Linked DNA regions of Homo sapiens: region 2 is linked to region 1. Evidence: chromatin contacts called from ENCODE Hi-C or POLR2A ChIA-PET data. All regions are on one chromosome and are shown on one strand. The core of a region is the stretch at or near the end of the contact, and the rest is flanking DNA. Distances in the headings are between cores, read along the strand shown. Region 1 holds the start of ANGPTL6 (angiopoietin like 6). Region 2 holds the start of JUNB (JunB proto-oncogene, AP-1 transcription factor subunit).

Region 1 (7,188 bases), core at 1,895-4,394:
CTCGCCCCCTCCTTCTTTCCGCTCAAAGCCTCAGTCTTGGCCTCAGGCCTCTGGCTTCTTCCCCAAAACCTTGCAGTGGGGGAAAGGGACACCCCCTCACTGGGCTGAACATTACTCTCTCCTCCCCCATCGGCCTCCTCTCCCTCCTTGCTCTCTCTGGCACCCCAATTCTTCCTCCTCTCCCCCAGATGTGTCTCCCCTCCCCCTCGTCTTCCCCCTGTCTCTTTCTCCCTCTTGTAACTTTGTCTCTGTCATCAGTTGTCTCTTTCATCATTTATAACTGAAGATGGAAACTAAAGAAGTTTCCTTTCTCTGTGTCTGGCCCCATCCCTGTTTCTTTCTTCTCATCTGCCTCCCTGTGGTCTCTCCCCATCTTCCCATCTCTCTCTGTCTCTCCCCATCTCCCCGTCTCTCCCTTTCTCTGCCATCTCCCTATGTCTCTCCCATCTCCCTATGCCTCTCCCATCTCCATCTGTCTGACTCTCTGTATTCTTCAGCCCCTCTCTGTGACTTATGAAGTTCCCTCCCTCTCTACTGCCAATGGGGAAGCCAGAGGGGGCTGAGGGTGGGGGGCCGAGGGGCCCAGTGTGGGGGCCCCAACCCAGGCCCAGAGCCCAGCCTGGCAGCCTCTCTCAGATCTGGGACGACCATTTCCTTTTTCAACCCTGGAGTCCACTCGAGTTACTCGGGAGCTCAGGATGGTGCAGACCAGGGGAAGGAGGTGACTCTCCCGGCGTGTGGCTGGTCGTCGGTGGGGCCTTTGGACAGGTCTCAGACCCTGGGCCTGGGCTCTGTGGGGCTCTATGTGAGTTTCTTTGTACCCCTGGGAAATGACTGCATGGTTACTTCCCCCAGTTCCGTCCTCGTGTGATTTGACTTGTGTGAAAATGTGACCGAGTGTGTGGGAGACAGACGGTGACCTCTGTGGTGCGGTGGATAGGTTTCCGGGTGTCAACTGTGTGTACCTGTTTTGTATCTGTGCACTACTGTGTGATCACAAGAACCAGGATGTGGACAAGCCTGACACACAGATAAAGACCCACTCAGCCCACCCCATTTCCCTTTAAGTTGTGATGTGTGTGTGACCATATTTGGAACATACAGTTGTTGCCTGAAACTGTTATGTTTCCAGCTGTGTCTTTTTAAAAATTTTTTTTAATCAATGAGATATCCTTTATTTATGAAAGCATAGTTCCAATGCAGAAGTCAAGCTTTATGGTTATATATTAGGATAGGTTCAGATCCAATATGACAATGTTTAGCACTAACTTTAACATGTTAAAGCTCTGATTCCTGAATGTTTTTCTCACTTAATATATTCTCTCCAATGACAAGCTGGTGTGCTTGGCTTCTTATGCTGAAAAATATATGCCTGAATTCTATAACAAGCTATTAACAAAATCATGAATAGTTAATTAAATAAGTGCCAACACTACATGGAACTTACTGGCCACCAACTCAGAACCATAAAACTACACACACACACACACACACACACACACACCACACACACAAACAAAACAAAAAAAACACCAAAGAAAGATAGCTATCACTGTACATATGAATACTGTCCAGGATATCAGATCAATTATCAAATCCAAGGTCTCTGGTGTTTTGTCTCACAGTGTTGAATATATGAATGCTTCTCTATTATACTGACTTGTATTATTTTCAACAAATAATTATGTGGACTCAAAATCTTACATTTTTATTTCTTTTCTTTTTTTTTTTTTTTTTTTTGAGACAGAGTCTTACTCTGTCGCCCAGGCTGGAGTGCAGTGGCTCACTGCAACCTCCGCCCCCCGGGTTCAAGCGATTCTCCTGCCTCAGCCTCCTGAGTAGCTGGGATTACAGGCATGGGCCACCACACCCGGCAAATTTTTGTATTTTTAGTAGAGACGGGGTTTCACCATCTTGGCCAGGCTGGTCTCGAATTGCTGACCTCGTGATCTGCCCACCTTGGCCTCCCAAAGTGCTGGGATTACAGGCGTGAGCCACCGCGCCCAGCCTTACATTTTTATTTCTAATTATAAAATCCAGATTAATCCAAAAAACATAAATCACATGTAACTGAGGTAGGGTTTTCACTTTAAGAATATATTGTTTCTATCACAATTTAAAAATTTACAGCTGTGTCTTTTATATTTATTTTTTATTTTAATTAATTAATTCCTCACTTTATTATTATTTATTTATTATTTATTTATTTATTTATTTATTTATTTTTGAGATGGAATTTCAGTCTTGTCGCCCAGGCTGGAGTGCATGCGGTTGCTCGATCTCGGCTTACTGCAACCTCCACCTCCTGGCTTCAAGCAATTCTCCTGCCTCAGCCTCCCGCGTAGCTGGGATTACTGGCGCATGCCACCATGCCCAGCTAATTTTTGTATTGTTAGTAGAGACGGGGTTTTAGCATGTTGGCAAGGATGGTTTCGAACTCCTGACCTCAGGTAATCCACCTGCCCCGGCCTCCCAAAGTGCTGGCTTTCAGGCATGAGCCACTGCACCCAGACTTTCGCTGGGTGTTAATGTGTGCGTGCGTGCAAATGTGTGTGTGTGTGTTTGTGTCCACTCTGTTATGTGCCCATATGTGTGTGACAGCTGTGGTGTACATGTGTGAGTTTCTGAGTCAAGCTACCTTGGCTGGCTCCCATCCTGGTCTCTTTTTGGCTGTGTGACCGCAGGCAAGTTGCTTACCCTCTCTGAGCCTCAGTTTTCCCTGCTGTAAAATGAGGGTACATACAGAATCCAGCTCAGGTTGTAAGGATCAAATACGTAAAAGGTGTGGAGAGTTTAGAGCCAAGCCCTACACACGGTAAGTCCCCAGTGATGTTCCTCTTTCTATGTGTGGTGTGTGCGTGTCTGGGGCTGGGATCACGCCTGGCTGCCCCAGGGCCTGCAGCCTCCCACGCTCTGGGCTCTGCAGTGGAGGGTGTGGGGGAAAGGGAGGGATGTCCAGGACACTGACCTGTGTTATCAGGCTCTGGTGGCCTGGGCAGGGGGGTCTGGCAATTCTGTCTCATTTCTCATTCGGGAAATGCTAAATATTTATAGTTTGGGCTCCTGGGCCCAGCATCCCAGCTCCACTCCCAGGCTCTGGGGGCTGGGGAGTGGTTACCAAGCCTCCTCTCTCCTTCTGTCCCACTGCCCTCTCCCCGTCTCTAGCTCAGAGGCCCCACTGGACCCTCGGCTCTTCCTTGGACTTCTTGTGTGTTCTGTGAGCTTCGCTGGATTCAGGGTCTTGGGCATCAGAGGTGAGAGGGTGGGAAGGTAGGTGGAGGTTGATTCTCACTGTGGGGAAACTCCGACCACAGCTTGGCTTGGGGGCCCCCAGGCCACCCCGCCACCCCAGGCTGAGAGTGTAAAAGGCAGCGGGTGTTATACACACGTCCCAGTTCTGGGGGGTTGCTCAATCTCTGTTGTGGGGGGTGGGGCATGTCAGTGATCGGGGACAAAGAGAGGACCCTACCCCCGGATCCTTGTGAGCCCCTGCTTGGTGTCTGAGTCCAGAAGTAAATGTGGCCATCTCCAGCCCAGAACCCTCCATGGCTCCTGCCTGACTCAGAGTAAAACCCAAGTCCTCCTCCGGGCCCACAGGACCCTTCACACTTTGCCCTGACACTTCTTACCTCCTCCTGCTTCCCCCTTCTCTCTTCCGGCCTCATAGACATTTCTGCCATTTCTTTTTTTTTTTTTTTTTTTTTTTGAGACAGAGTCTCGCTCTGTCACCCAGGCTGGAGTGCAGTGGCGCGATCTCAGCTCACTGCAAGCTCCGCCTTCCGGGTTCACGCCATTCTCCTGCCTCAGTCTCTGGAGTGGCTGGGGCTACAGGCGCTCGCCACCATGCCCGGCTAATTTTTTTTTTTTTTTTTGTATTTTTAGTAGAGACGGAATTTCACTGTGTTAGCCAGGATGGTCTCGATCTCCTGACCCCGTGATCCACCTGCCTTGGCCTCCCAAGTGCTGGGATTACAGGCGTGAGCCACCGCACCTGGCCTTTTTTTTTTTTTTTTTTTTGAGCCTTGCTCTGTCGCCCAGGTTGGAGTGCAATGGCGCAATCTCTGCTCACTGCAACATCGGCCTCCTGAGTTCAAGTGACTCTCCCACCTCAGCCTCCTGAGTAGTAGCTGGGATTACAGGCATGCATTACCATGCCCAGCTAATTTTTGTATTTTTAGTAGAGACGGGGTTTCACCATGTTGGCCAGGCTGGTCTTGAACTCTCGACCTCAGGTGATCCTCCCGCCTCGGCCTCCCAAAGTGCTGGGATTACAGGCGTGAGCCACCGTGCCTGGCCCCTTTCTGCCATTTCTTGGGTGCAATCTCCGGGCCTTTGCACCTGCTGTTCTCTCTGCCTGGAATGCTCTTCCTCTTCTCTCTCTTCCATCAGGTCTTTGTGAAAGTGTCCCTTATTCTTTATTTTATTTTTATTTTTATATTTAGTAGAAATGGACTTTCACCATATTGGCCAGGCTGGTCTCAAACTCCTAGGCTCAAGCAATCCTCCTGCCTTGGCCTCCCAAAGTGCTGAAATTACAGGCATGAGGCACTGTTCCAGTCAAGTGTCACTTCTTCTGTGAGGCCTTTCCTGACTCCTCTATTTTATTTTTTTTTGAGACAGAGTCTCGCTCTATTGCCCAGGCTGGAGTGCAGTGGTGCAATCATGGCTCACTGCAACCTCTGCCTTCCGGGTTCAAGTGATTCTTGTGTCTCAGCCTCCTGAGTAGCTGAGACTACAGGCGCGTGCCACTACGCCTGGCTAATTTTTGTATTTTCAGTAGAGACAGGGTTTCGCCACGTTAGCCAAGCTGGTCTCAAACTCCTGGCCTCAAGTGATCCTCCCACCTCAGCCTCCCAAAGTGCTGGGATTACAGGCACCTCGGCCTCCCAAAGTGCTGGGATTACAGGCACCTCGGCCTCCCAAAGTGCTGGGATTACAGGCGTGAGTCAGCACACCCAGTCCTGACTCCTCTATTAAATGTCCCCCACCTCCGGGACTGTCACCCCCTTGCCTGTTCCATTTTTCTCCTAAGCACGATTACCCTCTGACCTACCTAGCGGCTGTTTGACTTATTTCTCTGTTCTCCCAACTTGAATGTCAGCTCTGCAAGGGCAGGAATTTTGTCTGTTTGGGTTAAGGCTGTGTCCTCATTGCCTAAAACAGCATCCCTGGCACACAATAGGCACTCAAGGTGTCTGTGGTTGAATGCATGAATGAGGCAATGTGTGTGTGAGATGGAGACCCTCGGGATATGTGCTTGTGCAGGCATCAGGAAGCATAGGTTTAGGGCCAGTGTGGTTGCTCACATCTGTAATTTCAGCACTTTGGGAGTCCAAGGTGGGAGGATCACTTGAGCCTGGGAGTTTGAGACTAGCCTGGGCAACACAGTGAGACCCCCTCCCTACAAAAAAGTAGCTGGGCATGGTGGTGCGCACCTGTAGTTCCAACCACTCAGGAGGCTGAGGCAGGAGGACCACTTGTGTGCAGGAATTGGAGGCTACAGTGAGCTATGATTGCTCCACTGCACTCCAGCCTGGGCAACAGAGCACGACTCTCTCTTTTTTTTCTTTTTTTTTGAGATGGAGTCTCACCCAGGTTGCCTAGGCTAGAAGGCAGTGGTGCGGTCTCAGCTCACTGCAACCTCTGCCAGGTTCAAGCCGTTCTTCTGCCTCAGCCTCCCGAGTAGCTGGGATTACAGGCATGCGCCACCACGCCCAGCTAATTTTTTGTACTTTTAGTAGAGACGGGATTTCACCTGTTGATCAGGCACCCTGTCTCTACTAAAAATACAAAAATTAGCTGGGTGTGGTGGCGCATGCCTGTAATCCCAGCTTCTTGGGAGGCTGAGGCACAAGAATCACTTGAACCCGGGAGGTGGAGGTTGCAGTGAGCTGAGATTGCAGAGCGAGACTCCGTCTAAAAAAAAAAAAAAGAGGGCGTGGGGGAGAGAGAGAGAGAGAGAGAGAGAAAGAGAGAAAGAGAGAGAGAGAGAGGGAGAGACAGAGAGAGAGAGAGCTTGTATATGGAGGTACAACCCTAAATCTGCTGTTCAAGGAGCGCTGCTGAGACTTGAATAAGGATAGGAAGGGAATGATGTTAAGTTGTGAACAATGTTCCAGGCTGCAAAAACAGCAGGTACAAAGGACCTGAGGCTGGAACTTGCTTCGTGTGAGGAAGGGCCTGGGAGGAGGGCAGAAGGGGATATGGCAGATAGCACAAGTTTTTTTTTTTTTTTTTTTTTTTTTGAGATGGAGTCTTGCTCTGTTGCCCAGGCTAGAGTGCAGTGGCACAGTCTCGGCTCACTGCAAGCTCTGCCTCCCGGGTTCAAGCCATTCTCCTGCCTCAGCCTCCCGAGTAGCTGGGACTACAGGCAGCCGCCACCACGCCTGGCTACTTTTTTTGTATTTTCAGTAGAGACGGGGTTTCACTGTGTTAGCCAGGATGGTCTCGATCTCCTGACCTCGTGATCCGCCCGCCTCCGCCTCCCAAAGTGCTGGGATTACAGGCGTGAGTCACCAAGATAGCGCAACTTTTTATGGATCATGGGTGGATTTGGGCTTTTCCTCTAAAGGAGGTGGGAGCCAAGAAGGATTCAGGGCAGAGGAGGGAGGGAGGGACGTGAACTGACTCAGATGTTCACAGGCGCCCTCTGGCTGCTGTCAGAGAGACTAGACCTGGGGTTGAGGATGGAAATCCAGAGAGCAGGGAGGCAGCTGCTGTCATCCAGATGGTGTCTTGAGCTGGGAATTCAGGGAGGGTCTGGGGGCAGTGGGGAGTAGCGGAGACGTGGAGGAATTCAGGATCTAAGCAGAAGAGCAGACGGGTCTGGCTGATGGATTAGATCTGCTGAGATGGGTTGGATCTGCTGGGGTTTTGGTCTGAGGACGTGGAAGATGGGGTTTCCAATATCCGACGGATGGGAAGGCAGTTAGTGAGACGTTTCCCTCACCCCACCTCACCTCCTTGCACCCTGCTCCCTTTGCTATTTTTTTTTTTTGAGACAGTGTTTTGCTTTTGTTGTCCAGGCTGGAGTGCGGTGGTGCGATCTCGGCTCACTGCAACCTCCACCTCCCAGGTTCAAGTGATTCTCCTGCCTCAGCCTCCCAAGTAGCTGAGATTTCAGGCCTGTACCACCACACCCGGCTAATTTTGCACTTTCAGTAGAGATGGGGTTTCACTATGTTGGTC
Region 2 (7,446 bases), core at 779-3,278, 2.7 Mb before region 1:
GCGCCCCAACCATCCAACCCTGGAGATCTGGGGACGCGGGAAGGGTGGGACTCCTGGGCTGGGACCACAAGATGCCTGCGCCGAACCGACGAGGGGGACACATACAGGACCGAGCCACCAACAGCACTGAGCTGGGGGCAAACCAGTGCTTTTTTTTTTCCCCCCGCCCTCCCAGCTTGGAAAAAAAGACAACAGAAATTAATAAAGAACCAATTTTTTTTTTACTTAAATAGATTCAATAAAAAGAACAAACACACACAAACACAAACACGTCTTAAAATAAACTCTTTAGAGACTAAGTGCGTGTTTCTTTTCCACAGTACGGTGCAGAGAGGGGAGGGCAGGGGGCGGGGGTCCCCTTCCCAATGTCCCCGCGGGCTTGAGTACCAGGCGGCGGGGCCAGCTCCGCCGCGATCGCCCCCTCTTCCCCTCCCTGTTAAATACACAAATATATTATATTCAATATGAATCGAGTCTGTTTCCAGCAGAAAAAAAACATACAAAAAAAAGTGGAAGGGGGGGCTTGTAAACGTCGAGGTGGAAGGACTGGGCGCAGGGTAGGAGGGCCGGAGTCCAGTGTGGTTTGCGGCGCCCCTAGGTCCCAGGGTGGGTGCCCACCGCCTGCTCCCTGGACCCCAGTGGGAGGCGTGTGCCCAGCCGTCCAAGCGAGGGGGTGTCCGTAAAGGGGCAGGGGACGTTCAGAAGGCGTGTCCCTTGACCCCAAGCAGCAGCTGACAGCCGTTGCTGACGTGGGTCATGACCTTCTGTTTGAGCTGGGCCACCTGCTCCCGGAGGAGGCCGGCGGTACTCGACAGCCCCGCGTTCTCGGCCTTGAGCGTCTTCACCTTGTCCTCCAGGCGCGCGATGCGCTCCAGCTTCCGCTTCCGGCACTTGGTGGCCGCCAGCCGGTTCCGCAGCCGCTTGCGCTCCACTTTGATGCGCTCTTGGTCTTCCATGTTGATGGGGGACACCGGCGGCGTGGCGTCCCGGCTGCGCGCCTCCGGCACGGTCTGCGGTTCCTCCTTGAAGGTGGAGGCGCCGCGGCCCAAGCCCAGCTGCGCCGGGTGGCCACCGGCGAAGGGCGGCGCGTGTGGGAGGTAGCTGATGGTGGTCGTCGGGTACGAGCTCCCGGTCCCGACGGCAGCCCCGGCGCCTCCCGAGGACGCAGAGGCTGGGGAGTAGCTGCTGAGGTTGGTGTAAACGGGAGGTGGCTCCGGGCCGGCGTAGACGCCCCCGGGCCCAGCCGGGGGCCCCCCGGTAGCGCCCAGGGACACGTTGGGGGGTGTCACGTGGTTCATCTTGTGCAGATCGTCCAGGGCTTTGACAAAGCCGTCGGCGAAGCCCTCCTGCTCCTCGGTGACGCCGCCCCCTGCGCCCCCTGCACCTCCACCGCTGCCACCCCCGCGGGGGTAAAAGTACTGTCCCGGGGGTGTAGGCGTCGTCGTGATCACGCCGTTGCTGTTGGGGACAATCAGGCGTTCCAGCTCCGAAGAGGCGAGCTTGAGAGACGCGCCGGTGTCCGAGCCCTGACCAGAAAAGTAGCTGCCGCCACCGCCGCCCTCTGGGCCGGGTCCGCGAGCCCCAGGCGCTTTGAGACTCCGGTAGGGGTCGGCCAGGTTGACCGCCAGGCTCGGTTTCAGGAGTTTGTAGTCGTGTAGAGAGAGGCCACCAGGGGCCCGGCCGTATCCCGTAGCTGTGTATGAGTCGTCGTGGTAGAAGGGCTGTTCCATTTTAGTGCACATCCGGGCGGCCCAGGCGGTCTGGGGAGGGTCCCTGCGGGGCCGCTCCGGGCCTCGCTGCAGCGAGCGGCGAGCTCTCCGCTGCGGTGACCGGACTGGGTGCCTGGTCGCGCGTTCTCGGGGGCTGGCGCGGGCGGGTAGCAGCCAGCCGGCAGCTGTGCGCAAAAGCCCTGTCAGGCTTCCCGAGCCCCCGTCGCCCTCTCTGGCGCGATAGCTTTCCTGGCGTCGTTTCCCCCAGCTCCCAGCTCCCTGCTGGCTCCGAGGCTGGCCTGGCCGCTCTCAAGGTCCCAGCCGCTCAGCCTGAGCCACACGCCTTTATACCGCGCTAGTCAGCCACGGAAGTGCGCTCCGATTGGCCGTCGCCGGAGCCGGGCCCCCGCGCCCCCCTCCTCGAGCGTGGGGAAGGGGAGGAGGCGGCTCGCGTCACTGTCAGGAAGCGCGTGTCCTTGTAAACAGCGGCCACGGGCCGGGTGGCTCGGCGGGGCTGCAGGGGGAGGGGCTCAAAGGACCTCGGGGTACGCATGGAAGGAGGTGCTGGGGGGCCCAGGCACATGAGTGAGGGGTTTCAGGGAGGAGGATGATTTCCCTGGAGTCCACTGGGACAAATACCAGGACCTGGTACGCAGCAAGTGGGGTGAGGGTCCCAGTATGTGCGAAGAAACCCCTGAGGTACCCAGAATACGAGAGGGGTAGGAGGACTGACAATCCATTGGGAGACCCCAAAAAGCAGAAATGAGGGTTAAGCACTGTAAATCGGGAGGGTTAAGGAGACACCTGACCCAGGAATTGACTGGGGGTCCCGGGCTCAGAAGGATGCGGGACTGGAATTTTCACAGGACGGAGGAGGGGAGAGATCAAAAGGGGTGAGTGGGTGGAGCTGCATGACCCATTAAATTGCAAGAAATGAGTAGGGGTCCAGGAGCTCATGGGAGCTGAGTCCAGAGTCTGAGGCTCTCCCGTAAGCGGGAAGGAGGCATTAGGGGAAGTCTAGATATGCAGAAAGCTAGTAAGCGGCCTGGGGTACACTGAGGCAGGTAAAATATGCCAGGTAGAAGATGGAGACATGTCTGCCAGAAATTGGGGACCACTGGGGTCATCTGCTAGCCCGGATGAAGGAGAGAGTTAGAAGGGGCCGGACACATCTTCGGAGCAGAGAAGACAATAAGAGGGTACTCAGTTGACATGTGAGGAGGGGGCCTTGAGGGTCCCGCGCACCAGGACTGCTGGATCTTCCACGACTGCTGCTCCCCCTCGATGGTAACCTCTTAGTCATCTGTATTCTCTGTCCCCCATCCTAAAACCCTCCCCTATTGACCCTGGGCTTTGCCCAACACCGTGTCGGCTCCTAGAGCCTGGACCCAGCCCGACGGCTGGGGCGCGGTCGCCCAACCCCACTCCCTTCCTTAGAAACAGGCTGGGGAAAGAGCGCAGAGGCAGGAAGTGTGGCAACAGCCCCGGGGGAAGGAGCCCGGCCCTGTCTCCGTCACTCGGATCCTACGGGACCGTGCGCCCCGCCCTGGGTCCCGCCGCATCCTGCGCCTCGGAAGAGGAACCTGGGCGTGCGAGCCCCCGCGGAGGCCCGGGTGCTTGGAGCCCGCCCAGCCGCGGCAGCCTCCAGCCACCATCCTCTCCCCTCAAGCAATGGTTCCGCCCGCGGTGCCTGCAGGGGACCGCGGAGGCAGGCGGCTTGGGGAGTGTTCCATTGGCCCGACGGCGGGGGACGCAGCCGAGGAGCGGGGCCTGGTCGCCATGGCAACAGGCGGGAGTCCGCGGGCAGGACTGAGCGCGGGCCGGCCCCCGAAGTCTCTCCCCGCCGCCCATATTAGGGCACAGGAAGAGGTGGGACCAGCGCTGTCCTGGGGCCCCGAGCCAGAAGCGGGGAACCCGACTATCTGCCAGGTCCCAGGGCGCGCCTGGGCCCCCAGACTGCTAGTCCCGACCAGCCCCGACCGCCGCCCCCGGGGCCCCCACGGCCGCCTGGCCCGGCCCCGCCCCACCCCGCCGCTTTGGGGCTGCGTCCTGCCAGGCCCGGCCTGGCCCAACCCAGCCCGGCAGGTCCCCGCCTGCCCGCGGGCCTGGGTCGGACTTCGCCCCCGGCCCGACGGGGCGCGGAGAGGGCGGGCCGATGCCTCGAGGCGCCCCCGGCGCCTGGGCGGGCTGGAACGGCGGCTGCCTCCTCCCTCGGGTGGGGTGCCCTTCCCTTCTGCCAGGAGATCTGGAGCTCCGTCCCCAACACCCCCCACTCACTCATGTGAGTCAGGGGCCCCACTCTCGTTTTAGTCTGCAGGTCCCATCCTACTATCATCCAGAATACCTAGAGGGAGCCCCCCTCCTTCCCTAGAGTAGCTCTGTCATCTGAGAGCTTCCCTCCCCGAGTCAGAGAAGACCTGAAAATCTAAGGGGAGAATATGAGGGAACCCAGAGCCCCTTCCCGGGAAGGGCTGCGGCGAGGTGCAGACGGTCAGGCTTCCAGTTAGACTTAAGGTGGGACTTCCGAGCAGTTAGTGTGTGAACCCACTAGACCAAGAGGTGAGAAGCCTAGTGTCTCTGTCTCTGTCTCTGTCTCTCTCTCTCTCTCTTTGTCTCTCTCTCTCTCTCTCAGCTTCCCAGGCCTCTGTCTTCTGGAGGATGAAGAGAGCCTCTCTCTTCTTTAGGGTAGAAAGAGGCTAAGGGATAGGGGTTAAACAGCCATTCCGGGGCAGCCTAGATCTCACCAAGTGTGGGAAAGAGAAGGAAAACGAAAGAGGCGAAAAAGAAACTGAGCTATGTGGGGGCAGGGGGAAGTCCAGCAGTGCAGTGGCCTTGCTGGAGGAAGGTCCCAGCAGAAGCTGGGGGCGTCCCGTCCTTGGAGGGTCCCTGTGACCCCTAAATGCCCCCTCCCTTCTTCCCCTTGCTTGAATGGCTCCCCTCCCCCTCCCCAGGCTCAAGGGAGATTCCGGAGGCCTGTGAGTCTGGCAGGCACACTGCCAGGCCTGTGTCTCCCGCCCAGGCTAATAACTGCAGCTGACATCTGGCTGGGCCCCGCGGGGGCGCAGCGGGCAGCGTTGGGGGGTTGGGCAGGGCAGGGCAGGCCAGAGGGCAGCACCTTGGGAAGCTAACTTGCAGGTCCCAAAAGCCAGGAGGCCACAGTAATTCAGCCCTGGCCAGGGCTGAGGCTGGCCATGCCAGAGGGAGTCCTAGAGAGAGGTGAGGCCATCCCAGACAGAGTCCATCCCAGGAGGAGGGCAAGGAACAGTGGGTGTATGGGGGCAGGGGCGCAGGGCAGGGAGAGATGCCCAGAGAGACAAATGGGTTCAAGGTTAGTGTCACGCAGACAGTGAGACTCAGAAACACTTAAGATAGATAGGCTGAGAAATAATAATTATTATTTTAATAGCCAACACTTACATGGCTCTTACTGTGGGCTAGGCACTCTTCTAAGTGGTTAACATAAAATAAGTCATCGACTGCTTCCAACAATCCAGCAAAATGCATGTTATTTGTATCCCCATGTAACAGATGAGAAACTGAGCCACAGGAGATTAAGGAACTTGTCTGGTGTCCAACAGCTAGAAGCACTAGAGTTGAGATATAATCCAAGCTGTCTGGCTTCAGAGCATTAGCCACTGTGTTGTGAATAATGACAACCAGAGAAGCATGTATGCAGTACCAGCTGCAGGCCGTCTCATGAAGGGCCTCTTTTTTTGGTGTTTTGTTTGTTTGTTTGTTTGTTTGTTTTTTGAGATGGAGTCTTGCTCTGTCGCCCAGGCTGGAGTGCAATGGCATGATGTTGGCTCACTGCAACCTCCGCCTCCTGGGTTCAAGCGATTCTCCTGCCTCAGCCTCCTGAGTAGCTGGGATTACAGGCGCATGCCACCATGCCCAGCTAATTTTTGTATTTTTAGTACAGACGGGGTTTCACCATATTGGTCAGGCTGGTCTCGAACTCCTGACCTTGTGATCAGCCCGCCTGAGTCTCCCAAAGTACTGAGATTACAGGCGTGGGCCACCATGCCCGGCCCTTTTTTTGTTTTTTTAAAGAGAACCTCACTTTGGCCAAACACAGTGGCTCACGTCTATAATCTCAGCACTTTGGGAGGCCGAGGGGGAGGATCACTTGAGCCCAGGAGTTTTTTTTTATTGTTTGTTTTGTTTTGTTTTTTTGAGACAAAATATCACTCTGTCGCCCAGGGTGGAGTGCAGTGGCACAATATCAGCTCACTACAACCTCCACCTCCCAGGTTCAAGCTATTCTTCTGCCTCAGCCTCCCGAATAGTTGGGATTACAGGCGCATGCCACCACGCCAGGCTAATTTTTTGTATTTTTAGTAGAGATGGGGTTTCACCATGTTGGCCAAGCCGGTCTCGAACTCCTGACCTGAAGTTATCTGCCCGCCTCAGCCTCCCAAAGTGCTGGGATTACAGGCATGATCTACCTCGCCCAGCCCTAGCCCAGAAATTTTTGAGACCAGCCTGGGGAACACAGCAAGACCCCCATCTCTACAAAAAAATTTAAAAATTAGCTGAGGTCAGGAGGGTGTGCCTGTAGTTCCAGCTACTCCGAAGGCTGAGGCAGGAGGATCACATGAGCCATGATCTTGACACTGGACTCCAGCCTGGGCAACAAAACAAGACCATCTCACTCTGTTGCTCAGGCTAGAGTTCAGCTACACAATCATAGCTCGCTGCAGCCCTGAACTCCTGGGTAAAAGCGATCCTCCTGCCTCAGCCTCCAGAGTAACTGGGACTACAAGCACACCACAACTGCTAAGTTTTATTTTTTTATATTTTATTGAGACAGGGTCTCATTCTGTTGCCTAGGCTGGTCTGGAAGTCCTGGCCCTAAGGGATCCTCCCACCTGGGCCTCCCAAAGTGCTGGGATTACAGGTGTGAGCCACCGCACCCCACTGAGGGTCTCCTTTAATTGGGGGAGAAATGTGGTGGGGCACAGACAGAGGGGCACGGGTCTCTGTGGACAGGCCAGCATGTGGGAGTAGGGTTCCTCCAAACACTCTGCATGGGTGTTTGAGCACGGGGTGGAGATTGGGCCAGACAGGGAGGGCGGGGGCCCAGCCAAGCTGGTACAGCCGGTTCCAGGCCTCTGCCAGTGTCACCCTTGTGGCCTGGGCACCACCCCCTCAAGCCGCCCCACTGGCGCCAGGCCGGCCCCACGAGGAGGGTGGGAGAACAGCCCCCTCCCCCAACTGGCCTGAGCGTCCAGACTGGCAGCTGGGTACTGCCCAGGCCCTGGGCTCCAGACCAGCACCTGGCTAAGAAGTCCCTGCGCAGGCTTCCCCAGTGCCCCAGGGCCTGGGGCCTAGGGCACAGGATAAGGAGGAAGTTCACCCACCCCCACCCACAAGTGTCTTCGGGGCTTTTGGTCTTGGCACGAGGGACTTCTCCTTCTTATAAATAGCCCGGTGACCCCCCTCCCTGCTGGCCCCACTGACCAGTGGGGCCCTCACTAGGAAACTGGGCTGGGGGCTGCCTGTGAGTCAGCCAGTGGGCAGGCCAGGGCGAGAACCCACAAATCGCAGCACACAGCACCCAGCCTCCCTCCCGTGTCCCTGCCCCTGGGTGTGGATCTGAGGCCCGGCAGGAGCCCTCCCCCAGGAACTCCTGGCCTACCAGCCGCCTCCCTCTCCCACCTCTGTGGTTTGGGGGTCCTTTGCCCCCTCTCCTGGAGAGGAAGCTGCTAGGTTTTCTTGGAAGCAGGAAGGAGAGTCT

Evidence for each region. A loop is a pair of places that touch in the nucleus more often than their neighbours do. ChIA-PET counts read pairs that join two places held with the same protein, here RNA polymerase II (POLR2A). Pooled maps may share reads with other maps.
Region 2: a loop to region 1 is called in a map with no recorded cell type, with 12 times the contacts of the local background. The contact joins the promoter of JUNB here to the promoter of ANGPTL6 in region 1. A Hi-C loop is called at or near these places in 2 of 37 single-sample maps with no recorded cell type and 6 of 50 pooled maps. POLR2A ChIA-PET finds 5 or more read pairs at or near these places in 2 of 52 experiments (B cell and activated B cell).

Annotation. Positions count from the first base shown.
Region 1 is chr19:10,098,634-10,105,821 of GRCh38, reverse strand. ANGPTL6 (angiopoietin like 6) reads left to right here and starts at 3,144. Exons shown (of 6, transcript NM_031917.3): 1 at 3,144-3,254. RefSeq lists enhancers at 2,965-3,014, 3,085-3,134 and a silencer at 6,550-6,599.
Region 2 is chr19:12,786,068-12,793,513 of GRCh38, reverse strand. JUNB (JunB proto-oncogene, AP-1 transcription factor subunit) reads right to left here and starts at 2,028. Exons shown (of 1, transcript NM_002229.3): 1 at 199-2,028. The coding sequence starts at 1,742. The coding sequence ends at 699. MIR5684 (microRNA 5684) reads right to left here and starts at 6,386; the gene lies at 6,322-6,386. It also overlaps a transcript of HOOK2 not described here. RefSeq lists enhancers at 1-39, 1-165, 60-179, 2,054-2,665, 2,966-3,465 and 1 more, silencers at 1,230-1,339, 1,710-2,289, 3,150-3,919 and cis regulatory regions at 1,769-2,323, 3,163-3,683.